2 separate regions of the Homo sapiens genome follow, and region 2 is linked to region 1. Evidence: chromatin loops called from intact Hi-C (ENCODE). Cell type or tissue: Caco-2. All regions are shown on one strand. Links, peaks and the distances in the headings refer to the core of each region. The heading gives the core; the rest is flanking DNA.

Region 1 (9,332 bases), core at 525-8,524:
CCTATCTTTTCAAAAGAATCTATTTGGCACCCATTGCTTTACCTGTGTGACTTCTCATTCTTACAATAACTCTATAAGAACATGTTGTCATGTCTTTATGTCTGATGTAAAAGCTGAGGTTCAAGGGATACACATTAGCGCCAGCATTGAGATTTTATACAGGGCTGACTTCAAAACCTGTAGTATTTATCCTAAGCTGTGGTTCAGCTGACCCATAATTCTTTCTCCTTTCTTTTATTTTGCCCTGTTGAACATTCACTGAGGGATCACTTCTTCTGAGACCTCAGTTTTTTCATCTGTATATTCAACGAGTTGGAATAGATGCTCTTTGAGATACTCTCAAGTTTGGTGTTTCTAAAATTTACTAAAAAGACAACCCCATACAAGCAAGGGCACAGAGCAAGGGCTTTGGTCCACAGAGTAGGGGAGGGTAGAGGTGAAATGAAAAGGAGAAAAAGCTTCAGAGACAAAGGTGCAGAGCAAAAACGAAGGGGGTGCCTATGCTGAGATGGACACTTGCTCTATTCCTCTAGTGACTTAAAATGTTGAAAATTGGTATACATAAAAATGTGTTAATATGGTATTTTCTGACGACGGAAGAGAGATGAGATGGTGAGAGCCAGGTGTGGAAAGTGGAGATGTGCCCATAGTGGATATCTTGCACATCACAATTTTGCTCCCAATTAGCAGTACAATCCTCTGTGTTAGTCTGTTTTCACACTGCTATAAAGCAATGCCTGAGACTGGATAATTTAATAAGGAAAGAGGTTTAATTGACTCACAGTTCCAAATATTTGGGGAGGTCCAATGAAACTTACAATCATGGCAGAAGATGAAAGGAAAGCAGGCACCTTCTTCACAAGGCAGCAGGAGAGAGAAGTGCAAGTAGGGGAAATGCCAGATGCTTATAAAACTATCAGATCTGGTGAGAACTCACTATCACGAGAACAGCATGGGGGAAACTGCCCCCATGATCCAATCACCTCCCTCCCTCAACATGTGAGGATTACATGTTCCTCCCTTGACATGTGGGGATTACAATTTGAGATGAGATTTGGGTGGGGACACAGAGCCAAACCATATCATCCTCCTTCTTCAGCATCACTACAAAACATCAAGGACAATTCTTTTGCAGAACACCATCAATAAATATTGCTAATTAAATCTTTTTTTTCCAAAGCAAAGACTTTTAACAACCATGGTGATAAGGGTGTGTGAAAAAAACAAGCAATATTTCAAGATATCACTATAGTGTATCTTTATATTTAAAAGGCTGAGTTGAGAAACTAGACATAGGGTTTTCTTTTTTTTTCTGAGACAGAGTCTTGCTCTGTTGCGCAGGCTGTGTGGAGTATGGTGGTGTGATTTCAGCTCACTGCAACCTCTGCCTGCCAGGTTCAAGCAATTCTCCCGCCTCAGTCTCCTGAGTAGCTGGGGCTACAGGTACATGGCAGTATGCCCGGCTAATTTTTAAGTAGAGAAGGGGCTTCACTGTGTTATCCAGGATGATCTTGATCTCCTGATCTCGTGATCCACCCGCCTTGTCCTCCCCAAGTGCTGAGATTACAGGTATGAGCCACTGCATCTGGCTGACATAGGGTTTTCGAAACATAAACAAGGTTGGGCTGGTGGGTCACACCTGTAATCCCAGCACTTTAGAAGGCCAAGGCAGGAGAATCACCTGAGCCTAGGAGTTTGAGACCATCCTGGGCAACATGGAGAGACCCCATCGCTACAAACATTACAAAAATTAGCCAGGCATAGTGGTACACACCTGTAGTCCCAGCTACTTGGAAGGCTGAGGTGGGAGGATTGCTTAAGCCTGGGAGGTGGAGGCTGCAGTGAGCTGTGATTGTGCCACTGCTCTCCAGCTTGGGTGACAGAGCGTGAGACCCTGTCTCAAAAAAAAAAAAAAAAAAAAAAAACCCAAAAAGAAACAAGCAAAAACAACAATAAAAAACATAAACAAGGCTGAATTTGGAGATTGTGGGAAAAAGGAAGAAACAAACAGTGCAAATAATACGTAAGAATGTATATCAATGCCTTCTAATAATATAGGGTCCTATAAAGCCTTTGGTTCTCCATACCAAACACTAAGAGTACGTAAGCCCAATGTATTATGTTAGCAGATATGTAAAATAAAGCCTATATGGATCTGATAAAAGTTGTTGCCTTCTTTTCTAATGAGAAGCCAGAGTACAATTAATGAAAGCTATGTAAATGTGCTCCAGGTTGTTCAGATTACAAAGAGAGTTCAGAACAGAGGATAAAGAATCTGAATAGGCTCCACAATCAATTACGGAGAAGGTCCTCCTATCTCGGACAGGCACACACATTTTGATATCTCATCAGGGAACCAATTGCATCCAGGCATCTTTTGGAAGAAAGATGTAGGAACATGCTCCCTCCTATTTGGGGAATGATACAAGGGGGCTATTTTTGAATGATTAATTAAAGGGAATCAATCTTCATTGCTTTGCTACTGATGTGAAAAGCGCCATGCCTGTGCAATAATCGCATGCAATTATTCAACTACCCCTTTGGCAAGGACAACGTAATTAGTCCTGGTGGTGTCGAGAGATTCTCTTTATTCCCAACAAATTGGCAGTTTTAATCAAGTGTTGCTGGAAATTTATCATAACACGGGGAAAACAATAGGTGAAGGTACAGGGCCCCAAGCTGTGTGACTCCTATCTACAATGGTACAAATTTACAATGCTAACAACATGATAAATACTACCAATCTGTGAATGGTTGATTATAATTTCATATCAGCACCAAGCCTTGGCAGTTCTTATTTGTTTAGAAACATGCCTGTAACCCTTTTTGTGCTGCGTTGCATTGGTTTGCTGGGGAAGTTGAGGTGAGCCCTGGGTGCTGGTGGCCTGGAACTCGGAAGGCTTAAAAGCATGGGGAACAAGGGAAATATCCAGAAATGCTAAACGACTCAAACTGTAGGAGTCTGGGAGCCACTGATAGCAACAGAGATAAGGCAAAAAGCAAGCTTGCCATGTCCTATTTTGTGTTTTACTCAGAAGAGACTTCTGCTGGGTGATTTTCTGAGTATCCAAAGACAGGCTCTCTCCACCCTCACTTTTCCTTTTTCATGTATTTTCATGCCTCCTAAAATGTTTGCTTAAAAATAATAGCAAATATTAAGCAAATTGCTTAGCACAACATGTCAGGTGTTATACCAAACAATTTCCTTGTGTTGTCTCATTTAGCCCTTTATAATACTTTATGTAAGGGAAATACTATTTTTTTAATCATTCCTGATTTGCACATGAAGAAATTGAGGCTTGGAAAATGTAGAGCAGCAGAGTAGGGGTCACAAACCTGGGTTGGGGGGACCTCATTCTAGGTCTGCAAGCTTCACCACTGTCCTGTGACACCTCCTGGGCATCTGGTGTGGCTGACTTGTTCTGTACTCTCTTAGGCTAATATGCTCATTATTCTTAAAGGCTTGGCAATAAGAAGGTGCACTTTGTGTGCTTCAACTTGCCTACATTATGTCTGCCTCCTTTCTGCAAGAAGAAATTATCTCTGTTACCTTCAGGGGTTTGTATATTTTATGGTGTGTTTTCATAACTAGCATGTATATATTTGTGTGTTTGTATGTGGGGGGAGGGACAGGTAGGAAGTGCAGAGGGTAGGTATATAGAAAGCCAGAATTTCTCAAACTGAGCTCACTATAAGAATCACCTAGGGTCCTTGTTTAAAATCCTGGATCCCACTTCTGATCTATCAAGTCACAGTCCCTAGGAACAAATCTGCAAATCTGTTAAGAGAGTGCTACAGGTAGATCCTATGATTGTGCTCTAAGGAAAAATATATCAGAGTCTGTTTTCCCAAGAGTTAGTTCTAGGGATATTAAACATTATGTGGCAAAACATTCCCCCTGGCCAAGTGATTTGGGAAAACATAGGTTAAATGGTATTTAACAAGTCTCTTCTAGGAGACTTATATTGAATGCACAGTGAGAATTTCAAGAGAAAACTGTGGTATTCAAATGTTTCCCTAACTGGGCCAAGTGTGGTGGCTCATGCCTGCAATCCCAGCACTTTGGGAGGCCATGGAAGGAGGATCTCTTGAGCCCAGGAGTTTGAGACCAGCCTGGGCAACATAGTAAAACCCTGTCTCTACCAAAAAAAAAAAAAATAGAAAAATTAACCAGGCATGGTGGCATGCACCTGTTGTCCCAGGTACTCGAGAGGCTGAGGCAAGAGGATCACTTGAGTCCCTGTGGGCAGGGGGTATCAAGCCATGATCAGGTCACTGCACTATAGCCTGGGTGACAACATGAGACCTTGTCTCTAAAAAAAATAAAATAAATTTAAAAAATAAAACAGACAAAAAACCCAAATGTTTTGCTAATTACTTTGGCCACGGAGCACTCTCTTCAAGGAACATATCCTGGGTCTAGGGATTTGCAGAACCTACCTTGGGGGATCCAGTTTCAAAAGATGCTTAATGAAAATAAGAATCACCAAGAAAACTTCAACTGCCAGCTTGAATAGTTATGGAATCATTTGGAGGCATAATCACCAGTATCTCTTCCCTAAAGGCATTTAAGGCAATTTCTAGAAAACATTTTATAAGGGAGCAGTGTTCTAGTTATTCAGGTATTAGAGGATGTGGTGAATCTACTTATTTCAGGTAAGCTGGAGAAATGTATTCTCTATCTGATGTGAGATGTTAACAGCATCTCTTTAGAGTGATGTTGGAATGGTCCTCATGAAACAAAAACATGATCCAATTTTTCTTTTTTCTATTTCTGCTGTCATAGTAGCAGCATAGGCTAAGGGAAGAAAAGTGGTTATTTAAAGGCTGTTTTGGCATTGAGAAGGAGTCTGGGATCCTAGGCTGTAAAGGGTTGGAAAGCATATCTCATAAATCAAAGGATGTTAGCCCAAATCCCATTGCTTAAAGGTGAGCCTTCTTCCAAACAAAATCTAAAAGCTTGGAGAAGTCATGATCAGCACAGTTAACACCAAAGCAGCTGATTTCTGGCCTTTGTAAAATGCAGTGTAGTTAAAGCAGGTTTCAGGAAGGAACACATCAAGAACTAACTCTCAAACCTGGCAAAGCTCATTTGTGGACAAGGCCTTGTCAGTGGCTGCCCTGATCTCACTTTCGCTCCTTTGTTCTACTTGTTGCAAGAAGGAACATCTGGCTCAGGGCCTGGAAAGCAGACTACATCCTCCATTGCACCTGCCCCAGGAGGAAAAAGAGAAATGCTTTACTGACAAAAGGTAGGATTTTCAGAGCTGCATTCCTGCCCATTAAAGCAGCTTGTTTGATCCCTTCAAAGCTCAAGATCAAAGGGAGGCTTTTCCGGACCTGCCAACCCATAAAGCTACAGGCAGAGAGAAGGACCTCTTTGTTTTTACAAAGCCAGGTGGACTTGCCATTTCAGTTCCCAGCCAGAGGAGGGGCTGTGGGCAGCTTGTAGGGTTTTCTCACATCTGGCTGGTGCCATTTGGATGCTGGACTTTCCCAGGAAAGCAGGAGCTACTCCAGCAAGATCCTGGCAAGTCAGAACCAGCACTTGGCAAAGAAACATGTAACACCTCCTCTCTCTCTTCGCCTCCACCTGGAGGCCAGATCACCAGCATTCATTTTATTTCCTAATCCCCAAGGCGTAACTACACGTTTCTGGGCCGAGAAAGCTCCCGACACCTTTCCTCCCCCATAATTTACTGAACGCAATCATGAGAAAACAATACTCTAGTTTTAAGTGTACTTAAAAATCGTCACTTTATGTGGTGCTTGCTGGCTTTGAGTATAATGGAATGCATGAACCAGGGAAATGAATTTGGACCCACTTCCCTGAGAAAGTGTGATGAGAGGCTTCTGAGCCCCCTCAGCCTGTCACCACCTCCCTGCCAGTAGCAGAGTCCTCTTGGCCCCAGGCCAGTGCCACATGCTGGCCCTGGCCACGGCTCAAGGAATGACGGGATGTAGTTTTTTTTCTGGTAAAGAGGCAGCCAGATTGTGACTTCCCCTGGCAAGGGCTTCACAGTGCTATAAGAGATTTTTGCTTTAAAAATAATGACAACCTCCTCCCACATACAAACATTTATAAGCATATCTAGCAAAAACCTTCCAGCCATTGGAAGAGGCACAGGATTGTGTAGAAAGTCAACACGAACCTGCATTAACAATGGACCCATCTTAAGCATAGAACCCACAGTAAGAGATACAGATGGAGGAGTTCAAAACAATTATGAAGCTGCAAAGGAGGGGAGAGAGGAGAGAAGCAATACTCCCTTGATAGTGGAAAATAAGGACAGAAACCAGATAAGACAAAGGCCAAGGGAATCGGATAAAGAACACCAATTTCTGTAGGAATAGTTGGCCAGGGTGCAATAGCCCAAGCCTGCTGTTAACTGCAGGAATTCATTGTGCCTTGGGTCAAATTTTTCCCTTAAGAAAGATTTTTCATGAAAGCAAAAATGGGTGGAGTCATGGGACTCTATGCACAGAAGTTTGCTGAATCATGATTTATTTTTTAAGCTATACCTTTTTTCCAGGTTCTGTATATAAGGCCAGTTGAAGGAAGGGGTGAGCTGATCTCAAGGCCAAGGTAGTATCAAAAGGGCCGTGCTGTTTTTTTTAACTCAGAGAATTCTGAATGGATTTATTTGGCAGAGAAAAGAAAGGCTACACTCACCAAGAGGGTTAGCTGAGGTTGGAGACACAGAAGTGGCATCATTCATTAATGTGGAGGGGGGCTGGACCAGGTGCAGTGGCTCATGCCTGTAATCCCAGCACTATGGGAGACAGAGGAGGGCAGATCACCTGAGGTCGGGAGTTCAAGACCAGCCTGACCAACATGGAGAAACCCCATATCTACTAAAAAAAACACAAAATTAGCTGGGCATGGTGGCACATGTCTGTAATCCCAGCTACTTGGGAGGCTGAGGCAGGAGAACCCAGGAGGTGGAGGTTGCGGTGAGCTGAGATCGCACCATTGCTCTCCAGCCTGGGCAACAAGAGTAAAACTCCATCTCAAAAAAAAAAAAAAGAAAAATGTGGAGGGGACAGGTAGGAGCCTGAGTAGTGAACAGGGACACAGCTGTGAGAAGCGAATGGTGGGGAGCCAAGAAGGGGGTAGGGGGAGCCAGTCAGTTCCCGTGCATCTCTGTGGGCAGAGTGCTGATCTGTAGCAGCAGCAGGTCAAATGGTTTGGATATCACTGAGTCACTGTCTTTTTTAATGCTCTGCCTCATGGTTGTTCTGCTCCTGTTTCCCCAGCTGGACTTATGTTAAAGTGGTGAGAGTGGATGTGGTGGTTAGACTGTATCATCCCAAGTCTGTGTCGTGTTGGGGCTGTGAGGGCAGGGCAGAAAGGTCCCTTTCCTCTCCAACACAAGGGTCATGGCTGACATCCCTGTAACAATGACAGGTTAACAAGAGAAAAGCATAATACATTTATTTAATCATAGTTTCACAGGACATGGGAGCTTCAAAGACCCAGGATGAAGTATTCATTTTTATGCTTAGGTTTAATAAATCGTGAACAGCCATGTAGTAATATGATTGTACAAAAAAGGTAGATCTAATGGTAATAGAAGGTGGGAGCAGCAAGACCTGTCTGTTCAGGTGGGGTGCAGTGGCTCACACCCGTAATCCCAACACTTCGGGAGACTGAGGCAGGAGCATCATTTGAGCCCAGGAGTTCAAGACAGCTTGGGCAACATACTGAGATCCCGTTTCTATTTTATAAAATATATATATATTTAAAAATATTTTTTAAAAAGACTTGTCTGTTCAGATTCTTCTTGGCCTCTCTGTGCAGTGATCCTTTCTTCTAGCTATGGGGCAGGACCCTTTCTGGAATGGGTCTTTTATGACCTATAATCAAATATGGTAGGTCAGAGAATTTCTTTATGGCCAGTTCTTACATAGAAAGAGTAATCTTTTTCATTCTTATGACTGGCTTTGGGGAAAAGGGGTTCTGGTTTTTATGACCCACCTTGGGGAAGAGGAATTCCAGTTTCTATAGCTTGCTTTAGGGGAGAATGAGACTGAGAGACAGGAGGGCAGAAGAAATTCAGAAAAAGATCTTTGCTTCTGAGGCTGCTTCTGTGGCCTTTACTTAGGGTTATCACTCTCTGAGCTCCAACAGAGCATAGAGAATGATACCCCAAAGTATGGTGCTTTGACGTGCTGAGCACTTCAAATGAAAAGAAGCTGGAAGGCATTAGAAGCTGCCTCAGAACCAAGGACTTTCTAACTCTCTCTTGTTTTTCCTCCTGCTAAGCACAGGGAGGGACTAAAATTTCATCTTACTAGGAAACATCTTTCCAAAAGAAATGCAATTGTTTAAAGACCCTCTCTCTAGGAATCTCATCAAATGACTAGGAAAGATTAACCACTGGGGAGGAAAAAAGACTACAGGAAAACCCCACACCTTGACAGAGTTTTCATCTCTTCTTCTGAGGGCAGCTCTGAGAAATTACCTGAGAGACTTTATCTGCGTAACAAATAACCTTTGTTCACAATGAAGTTCTGCCCCTCACCTTCTTGCCACCTATTCCAGAGCTCAGAGGAACATTGTCCCACGCCTTTCATTATCTGTTCTTTGGGCTTATTCTTTTCCCTTGAAAAATCTTTTACTACCCCTCACAATTTCCTACATCTTCCCTTTCTCTCTCCCCATTGAAGAGGATATGAAGCCCCTCAATCATCTGGCCCTTCTTTGAGTCTCATATTTTGTATGGCTCCTGTGCTTATTTATTTATTTATTTATTTATTTATTTATTTATTTATTTATTTATTTGAGATGGGGTCTCACTGTTGCCCAGGCTGGAATGCAGCTGCACAATTATATTAATAGCTCACTGCAGCCTCAAACTCCTGGGCTCAAGTGATCTTCCGTTTATTTATTTATTTATTAGAGACAGGATCTCACTGTTGCCCAGGCTGGAGTGCAGCTGCACAATTCTATTAATTGCTCACTGCAGCCTCAAACTCTTGGGCTCAAGTGATCCTCCTGCCTCAGCCTTTCCAGTAGCTGGGATGACAGGTGTGCACCATCATGCCCGTCTATTTTTTTGTTAATTTTCAAATTTTTTTTTGTAGAGACAGGGGTCTAGCTTTGTTGCCTAGATTGGTCTCAAACTCCTGGCTTCAAGCAATCTTCCTGCTCAACCTCCCACATGTCAACATGTTTGTATGCCTTTTCTTCTTCTGTTAATCTGCATGCTGTCCATTTATTTAGCAGACTCAAACACTCAAAGGGGGAGGAAGAATTCTTCCCTGCAGTAGTTTGCTCTACTGATGAGATGAAGGGGAAGAAGTAGTAAAGGTAAATATTGAGAAAATGA
Region 2 (9,332 bases), core at 463-8,462, 350 kb after region 1:
GGTTCCATGGGTATGGGACCCTCCGAGCCAGGCACGGGATATAATCTCCTGATGTGCCATTTGCTAAGACTGTTGGAAAAACACAGTATTAGGGTGGGAGTGTCCCAATTTTCCAGGTACTGCCTGTCACGGCTTCCCTTGGCTAGGAAAGGGAATTCCTCAACCCCTTGTGCTTCCCAGTTGAGGTGATTCCCCACCCTGCTTCAGCTCATGCTCTGTGGGCTGCACCCACTGTCCGACAAGCCCCAATGAGATGAGCCCGGTACCTCAGTTGGAAATGCAAAAATCACCCATCTTCTGTGTCACTCATGCTGGGAGCTGTAGACAGGAGCTGTTCCTATTCAGTCATCTTGGAACCTCCCAAAAAGGCAAGTCTTATACAAAAGACACAAAAAAAGGAAAGGCAATGAAATAACTAAAGAAAAGATGAAAGACATTAAAGGAAGCTCAAAAAGAAGACCAATGTGTGTGTTGGTGGGAGGTGTACATATATACTCAATAGATAAATCCTTTGGCATGAAGTTTAGTACTTCTAAAAAAAATAGAAAATAATTTATTGGTAAAAAAAATTTTAAATTCTGAAAATGCATATTGAAAATATTCAACAATAACAGAAAAAATAATAGCCAAATACCAAGAATTATTATATATGTTTGTAGATTGAAAAGAAAGTACAAAGACTTCAGTTTCTCTTCTATAACACTAACCACCAAATAATAAAAGACTATTACAGTATTTTAGATGGCTTTTTTTCTTATTGAAACCCAATGTTTTGAGTGGAGGAGAGAAATCAATATGCAGAGAGGGTCAAGGAAATCATAAGAAAGAAGGAAGCAGTAGCTATTCCTAGAGTCTCAGAGACTATATTGTACTCCTGAATACTTCTAATAAATTACCTTTAAAGTAATATTTGTTTATATATTCAGTAAATATTGAAGGTCACAAAGAAAGAAGGAAATCCAATCATAATTCCACCCCCATAGACAACTGCCAATAACATTGTATTTTGCATATAGTTGCATATGCTTCACTATAATTGAGATCACAAAATACATACTTTATTATGCTTTGCTTTTTCTCACTTAAAAATATGTGCTGACAGCTTCCTAAATTAGCCTCAGCTTAAACCTCCCCATCAGCTTCAAATCCAACTTCCTGGCTGGCAGCCCCACATGGATATGAAGATCAACATATCTAAAACAAAGGACTTGATTTAAAGCATCCCATTTCCTACACTTTCTATCTCTTCATCTCCCTTATCTCAGAAATTAGTATCACTTTCCACCTATTTTCTCCTTAAGCCACAAACCTGGAAATCAACCCTGACTTCTCTTTTCATGCCCCCATCCAAATTATTAGAAAATCCTAGCCATTCTACTTCCAAAACATGTCTCAGATATTGACGCCGTTTATGAAAGAAACTGCAATCTATTTATGCCACTTTTCTTTCTCACCTGGACTACCAGGTAGCCTCTTGTCTAGTCTTCTTACTTATGCCTCTCTTTCATCAATTCTCCACTCAAAAGACTTTTTATTTTTGCAACAACATAAACCAGATTGTGTTTAAAATCAGTTCAAACACTTACATGAGAAACACTTTCACTACGAAACAAATCTAAACCCCTTGCCTTTGAAGCCTTGCAAAGCAGTGAATGGACAGATCTCTGACTTCTATTCAGTCTTCTACGTCCTGACTCCCCTATTTGCTGAATGTGTTTTTTTTAGTCCTGCAACCTTCCATTAATCCAAAAACCATATATGCAGCTCTAGCTCTTTCTAGGGTCTTCACATGCTGTTCCCACTGCCTGAACTGTTTTTCTTTCCACTTGTTATATGACCGCATCTTTCTAATTAATTTGGTTTTATGTTTCTAACAGATTGATATTAGAAATATCATCCCTTTCATTTACTTGGTATTACATCAAGGTTTATGATTTTATATTTGTTTGCTTCTTTATCTCTTCCACCAGATTATAAACTCAATCCAGACAGAAACATTGTATATTTTATTTATCTAGGCATAGTTAGCCCTTGCTATGATATTTGAAATTTAACAAATTCTCAATAAGTATGTTTTGAAAAAATAAAACCTGAACTTTTTCCATGTTGTTATACAGGCGTCAAAAATGTGATTTTTCTTCACTAAAAAAATTCAACACAGGAAAGAATTGTAATGTATTAAATCATTCATATTATTACACATTTAGGCTTTTTCAGTTTTACACATAACAAAAATGCTGCTATATTCAAACATTCTTATCTTTAACTACTCTTTAAGAAAAAATTATTAGGATCAATGGCTAAAACTAGGACCCAGGTCAAACTATATAAACATTTAAGTGGAGAGTTAGAGTATGTTTCAGGATGGTAAGTTTGGATACTTTGAGTTATCAATTTTTGCCAAAATTATTAATTAGCTTAACACTAGTTTCCCAGGAAAATTCCAGTGGGGTCACTCTACTACCAATTAAGATGTAGAAAGCCACAAAAAGACTGTTGCTACTATCCTAATAATGAGAACAAGCTGGATAAGCAATAAGATTCTAGTTTTGTTTTGTTTTAGTTTTTAAAATCACAAAGCCCAAGGCACAAAGATATCTAAATGAGGTAAATTTTAATCATGATAAGCTCATCTGAGGAGAGAAAAACTTTGGGGGTTTTTAGCTTTGGAAGAGCTGTAGGACAAGAAGAAATCCACCGCAGATGAAGGTAAAGACAAACCAGCTAAAATTGTAATGAACTTCTAATGCCTATAAACGTAAAATACTAAGCCCCCCACTGACTGAAGGGACGCCCTGTGGCCAAGGAAACTCCAAAAAAACCTTAACACTGAGTTCCCAGCCGTGACAGGACAGCAGGTCAGACATATCTCATTATACCTTCTCCCTTTTTGAGTTTAGACACAACTGACCAGCATTCATGTTAAAAATAGAGATTGTATGGCTGAAAGAACAGACTTTTTGGGGCAATAAGATATCAAATTAAAAACAGGACCAAAGGGCATACTAGACAAATGTTAAGCCACACACCCCTACATTTAAAGAATAAATCACTGATATAAGAGTTAAGAAAAAATCACTTAGGCAGAGAGCAAGGGTATGGGAGTCCTCAGTAAGGCTTTTATTTTTAATGAAAAGCAGCCCCAAATCATTTTCTAACAAAAAGCACCCTGCAAGCTGGAAGTTTGCACAGGTGGATGCTGGCAGGAACTAAGGATTAGGTATGTTCAAGATGGTGGTTCCATCTTCCCTTCTTTGCCAGCCAGGTGTACTGTAAAGGAGCAGACAAGATGGCGCTAATCAACTGGAAAGCCCAGTTGCATAAAAAGATTAGGCTTCCCTGCGCACCATGCAAACGTCATATCTGATCAAACCAATCTATGAGCTCTATGTAAATCAGACACCACTTCCTCAAACTGGACTATAAAACTCGATGGATTCACCACCAGCTGGTCTTTTCCGCTTGGAGACCCCTTCCTCTATAGAGGAAGCTGTTTCTCTTTGTCTTCTCTCCTACCCATTAAACCTCTGCTCCTAAACTCCTCATGTGTGTCCATATCCTAAATTTTCCTGGCACGTGACAACAAACCCCAGTGTATACACACCCCAGACAACATAGCCACTTCAAAATGGGGGCTCGTCTGGGATACCAATGTATAACATTCATCAAAATGATGAGAGTAGAGGAGAGGACTCCAACTCTGTCCTTTTATTCTGAGGCTTTTGGCCTTCATTTTAGAACCAAATAAAACCAATTACTGGAATCCCTTCAGCCATTTAAAAATGATTAGCATGAATGCCAGCCTTACAAGATTCGGGAACAGGCTTGCTCGGAAGAACATGGAGAATTCTCCAATACCCAAGGGTTGCTGGGCATATTGGCTATGTTTAAACCAGCTTCTTTTCATGAAGGACTTAGCCGTCACGTGGGACTGGAAGAAGTCCTGTGGCAACTGAGGATTTCTGGCCAGGGGTCCCGCCAGTGTTATCCAAAGACTTCTGGACTCACCCCAGCCTCTGACCGCCCCAATGGGGTGTCAACAACAGGATCTCCCACTTTCCTATCATAATTTCTTCCTTTTCTGTCCGCAATCGTCGTACCTCTTATCCTCTCTGTGTATGCAATGTGTGGGAAGTTCTATAGTTCAGGGAAGTAATCTTGTTTGGCAAGATCAAAGAATGTAATAGTAACTGGAAATATACCTCAGGGGAAGGCATCTTTGTGATTTTCTAAGGACAGAGACCGTCCCCAACCCCCACCCTGCCGCCTGGACACTGAGCATCTCTCTTTGCCCTTGGTCTGGAAAGCACGTGGCATTTCCAGGTCTCTCTCCACCCTTGGTCTGGAGAGCACATGGTGTTTCAAGGTCAACAGCACCACCTAGTGGAATAGAGATCCTCTCCATGAGGCACATTGTCAGTCCTTTACTGAAACACCCTTGCTTCCCAATTCTCTTCCCTTTTTGCGCCTCTCTACTAAAAACCAGGCTTCGTGCTGCTTCTGTAAATGGGAAAATTCGGCCTTCAACGATTAGGGGTAAAATTCCCTCCAAAGCCAAATTTTAGTCTCAATACTGTCCCATCAGAAGGAAAATGGTCATTTGGTTGCTACATTCTTTTAAGGCACTTATTCTGCTTCTATTTAGAGTGGCACTTAATTAGAAAGGAGATTTTAAGTTCAGAAGTTAACCGGAACCATTCTCTAAGAGTAAACACTTCAGCACAGGCCATAATAGCAGGATATAGAGTTCAATCTAGCACACCCCCTTCATTAAAGGGGCCTTGACCAACTATTATGTAGCTTTTCTTGAGATCCATTTTTCAGGGAGCCAGGCAGGTCACAAAAGTCTAGGAAGTCAGAGAAATCACAGGCAGAGAACTAGAGCCAGTTGGGTGAGCGCGACTAACCCCAATGGCTTAGTTCCTCTGGTTCCATGGCTGGGGGGGGTCACACCTGCCACCATGAGTCACATGTTCAACAAGGTGCCAGGACCCAGGAACCATGGGGAGAAAACAGCAGGGGGGATGCCCCCACTGTCTTCCTCTCCATCCCAGGTCACACCAAAAGGAAGGAGACTAACGAGATGAATTTTTCTCACTTCTGTTTCTAGCTGGGTATCATCTTCAGCCTACACTCCCCTGGAGTGCATTCTGAAGCACTGCAACTCCTTTCACCCTGAAACTTTAGAGAAAAAGCGGCTCATTTTCTTTCGGACAAGGGCATGGTCTTCTTATCCTCTTGAACCAGCTTGGCCTGTGGAAAGGAGCCTTAATTTTAATATTATCCAACAATTAGATCTTTTTTGCAGACAGGAAGGCAAATGGCCCAAGGTGACTTCTGTACAGGTTTTGTTGTTGTTGTTGTTGTTGTTGTTTGCACTTTTTTTTACACAACCCAGTGTTGCTTGCCAAGGTCTGAGAGACAACCCAGACTTTGGCAAGCATTACAAAATCAACCTAGCTGTTTCAGTAGTCCTATCAGGCAGGCCTACAGAGAATGATTCTCCAAAGTTAGAGAAGCATCTGCCAGGGCAACAATCTGAGGATCCCCCTTATTTGGGGCCCTCTCAAGTTTCCTTCTTATTACAGGACCTTAGGCAAATAAAGGGAGACTTAGACCAATTTCTAACGACCCTGATAGGTATATAGAAGCTTCCAAAATTTAACTCAGGTATTTGACATGACAGGATGTTATGCTGCTCCTAAGTCAAACCCTAACCACAGCGGAGAAGCAAGCAGCTCTGTAGGCAGCAGAGAAATTTGGAGATGAGCAATATAGCTCCTAGAGTAGGACTAAAAGAAAAAGAGAAAAAAATGAAGGCAAAGAAGTAGGGAAAACATCGTTCCCAAGAGGAAGAGAGGCAGTACCTCTTGACAACCTTAACTGGTTTCTATGATAATTTTCCTTCTTTTGTGGCTTAAAATGGCTCCTAGGATTGCAACCCCTGCCTTTTTTTGTTTTCCATTTGCTTGGTAGATCTTCCTCCATCCTTTTATTTTGAGCCTATGTGTGTCTCTGCACGTGAGATGGGTTTCCTGAATACAACACACTGATGGGTCTTGACTCTTTATCCAATTTGCCAGTCTGTGTCTTTTAATTGGAGCATTTAGTCCATTTACATTTAAAGTTAATATTGTTATGTGTGAATTTGATCCTGTCATTATGTTGTTACCTGGTTATTTTGCTCGTTAGTTGATGCAGTTTCTTCCTAGTCTTGATGGTCTTTACATTTTGGCATGATTTTGCAGCGGCTGGTACCGGTTGTTCCTTTCCATGTTTAGTGCTTCCTTCAGGAGCTCTTTTAGGGCAGGCCTGGTGGTGACAAAATCTCTCAGCATTTGCTTGTCTGTAAAGTATTTTATTTCTCCTTCGCTTATGAAGCTTAGTTTGGCTGGATATGAAATTCTGGGTTGAAAATTCTTTTCTTTAAGAATGTTGAATATTGGCCCCCACTCTCTTCTGGCTTGTAGGGTTTCTGCCGAGAGATCCGCTGTTAGTCTGATGGGCTTCCCTTTGAGGGTAACCCGACCTTTCTCTCTGGCTGCCCTTAATATTTTTTCCTTCATTTCAACTTTGGTGAATCTGACAATTATGTGTCTTGGAGTTGCTCTTCTCGAGGAGTATCTTTGTGGCGTTCTCTGTATTTTCTGAAACTTAATGTTGGCCTGCCTTGCTAGATTGGGGAAGTTCTCCTGGATAATATCCTGCAGAGTGTTTTCCAACTTGGTTCCATTCTCCCCATCACTTTCAGGTATACCAATCAGACGTAGATTTGGTCTTTTCACATAGTCCCATATTTCTTGGAGGCTTTGCTCATTTCTTTTTATTCTTCTTTCTCTAAACTTCCCTTCTCGCTTCATTTCATTCATTTCATCTTCCATTGCTGATACCCTTTCTTCCAGTTGATCGCATCGGCTCCTGAGGCTTCTGTATTCTTCACGTAGTTCTCGAGCCTTGGTTTTCAGCTCCATCAGCTCCTTTAAGCACTTCTCTGTATTGGTTATTCTAGTTATACATTCTTCTAAATTTTTTTCAAAGTTTTCAACTTCTTTGCCTTTGGTTTGAATGTCCTCCCGTAGCTCAGAATAATTTGATCGTCTGAAGCCCTCTTCTCTCAGCTCATCAAAGTCATTCTCCATCCAGCTTTGTTCCGTTGCTGGTGAGGAACTGTGTTCCTTTGGAGGAGGAGAGGCGCTCTGCTTTTTAGAGTTTCCAGTTTTTCTGTTCTGTTTTTTCCCCATCTTTGTGGTTTTATCTACTTTTGGTCTTTGATGATGGTGATGTACAGATGGGGTTTTGGTGTGGATGTCCTTTCTGTTTGTTAGTTTTCCTTCTAACAGACAGGACCCTCAGCTGCAGGTCTGTTGGAACACCCTGTCGTGTGAGGTGTCAGTGTGCCCCTGCTGGGGGGTGCCTCCCAGTTAGGCTGCTCGGGGGTCAGGGGGTCAGGGACCCATTTGAGGAGGCAGTCTGCCCGTTCTCAGATCTCCAGCTGTGTGCTGGGAGAACCACTGCTCTCTTCAAAGCTGTCAGACAGGGACATTTAAGTCTACAGAGGTTACTGCTGTCTTTTTGTTTGTCTGTGCCCTGCCCCCAGAGGTGGAGCCTACAGAGGCAGGCAGGCCTCCTTGAGCTGTGGTGGGCTCCACCCAGTTCGAACTTCCCGGCTGCTTTGTTTACCTAAGCAAGCCTGGGCAATGGCGGGCGCCCCTCCCCCAGCCTCGCTGACCCCTTGCAGTTTGATCTCAGACTGCTGTGCTAGCAATTAGCGAGACTCCGTGGGGTAGAGGTTGCAATCCTAGTCTCTGATAAAACAAACTTTAAACCAACAAAGATCAAAAGAGACAAAGAAGGCCATTACATAATGGTAAAGGGATCAATTCAACAAGAAGAGCTAACTATCCTAAATATATATGCACCCAATACAGGAGCACCCAGATTCAGAAAGCAAGTCCTGAGTGACCTACAAAGAGACTTAGACTCCCACACATTAATAATGGGAGACTTTAACACCCCACTGTCAACATTAGACAGATCAACGAGACAGAAAGTCAACAAGGATACCCAGGAATTGAACTCAGCTCTGCACCAAGCGGACCTAATAGTCATCTACAGAACTCTCCACCCCAAATCAACAGAATATACGTTTTTTTCAGCACCACACCACACCTATTCCAAAATTGACCACATACTTGGAAGTAAAGCTCTCCTCAGCAAATGCAAAAGAACAGACATTATAACAAACTATCTCTCAGACCACAGTGCAATCAAATTAGAACTCAGGATTAAGAATTTCACTCAAAACCACTCAACTACATGGAAACTGAACAACCTGCTCCTGAATGACTACTGGGTACATAACGAAATGAAGGCAGAAATAAAGAGGTTCTTTGAAACCAACGAGAACAAAGACACAACATACCAGAATCTCTGGGACGCATTCAAAACAGTGTGTAGAGGGAAATTTATAGCACTAAATGCCCACAAGAGAAAGCAGGAAAGATCCAAAATTGACACCCTAACATCACAATTAAAAGAACTAGAAAAGCAAGAGCAAACACATTCAAAAGCTAGCAGAAGGCAAGAAATAACTAAAATCAGAGCAGAACTGAAGGAAATAGAGACACAAAAAACCCTTCAAAAAATTAATGAATCCAGAAGCTGGTTTTTTGAAAGGATCAACAAAATTGATAGACTGCTAGCAAGACTAATAAAGAAAAAAAGAGAGAAGAATCAAATAGACACAATAAAAAATGATAAAGGGGATATCACCACCGATCCCACAGAAATACAAACTGCCATCAGAGAATACTACCAACACCTCTACGCAAATAAACTAGAAAATCTAGAAGAAATGGATAAATTCCTCGACACATACACTCTCCCAAGACTAAACCAAGAAGAAGTTGAATCTCTGAATAGACCAATAACAGGATCTGAAATTGAAGCAGTAATCAATAGCTTACCAACCAAAAAGAGTCCAGGACCAGATGGATTCACAGCCGAATTCTACCAGAGGTACAAGGAGGAACTGGTACCATTCCTTCTGAAACTATTCCAATCAATAGAAAAAGAGGGAATCCTCCCTAACTCATTTTATGAGGCCAGCATCATTCTGATACCAAAGACTGGCAGAGACACAACCAAAAAAGAGAATTTTAGACCAATATCCTTGATGAACATCGATGCAAAAATCATCAATAAAATACTGGCAAAACGAATCCAGCAGCACATCAAAAAGCTTATCCACCATGATCAAGTGGGCTTCATCCCTGGGACGCAAGGCTGGTTCAATATACGCAAATCAATAAATGTAATCCAGCATATAAACA

Evidence for each region. Hi-C counts contacts between places; a loop is a spot of excess contacts. Peaks named below come from ENCODE experiments on the same cell type or tissue, not always from the same donor. Only the 100,000 strongest peaks of a DNase experiment are listed, where the experiment ranks them.
Region 2: it touches region 1 in a loop (6-fold over the local background); 2 of 110 quality-filtered maps call a loop at or near these places.

What each region holds. Positions count from the first base shown.
Region 1 is chr5:124,285,890-124,295,221 of GRCh38, reverse strand. The region is part of intron 4 of LINC01170 (long intergenic non-protein coding RNA 1170); the gene reads left to right. Among named protein-coding and RNA genes, the nearest start is that of LINC01170, 150 kb to the left of the region's middle. RefSeq lists an enhancer at 4,459-5,422. In Caco-2, for the core only: a CTCF peak has its summit at 5,442; a DNase peak (open chromatin) is centred at 5,321.
Region 2 is chr5:123,932,425-123,941,756 of GRCh38, reverse strand. No RefSeq gene overlaps it. Among named protein-coding and RNA genes, the nearest start is that of CSNK1G3, 420 kb to the right of the region's middle. In Caco-2, for the core only: no CTCF peak of the experiment used is centred there; DNase peaks (open chromatin) are centred at 4,316 and 7,736.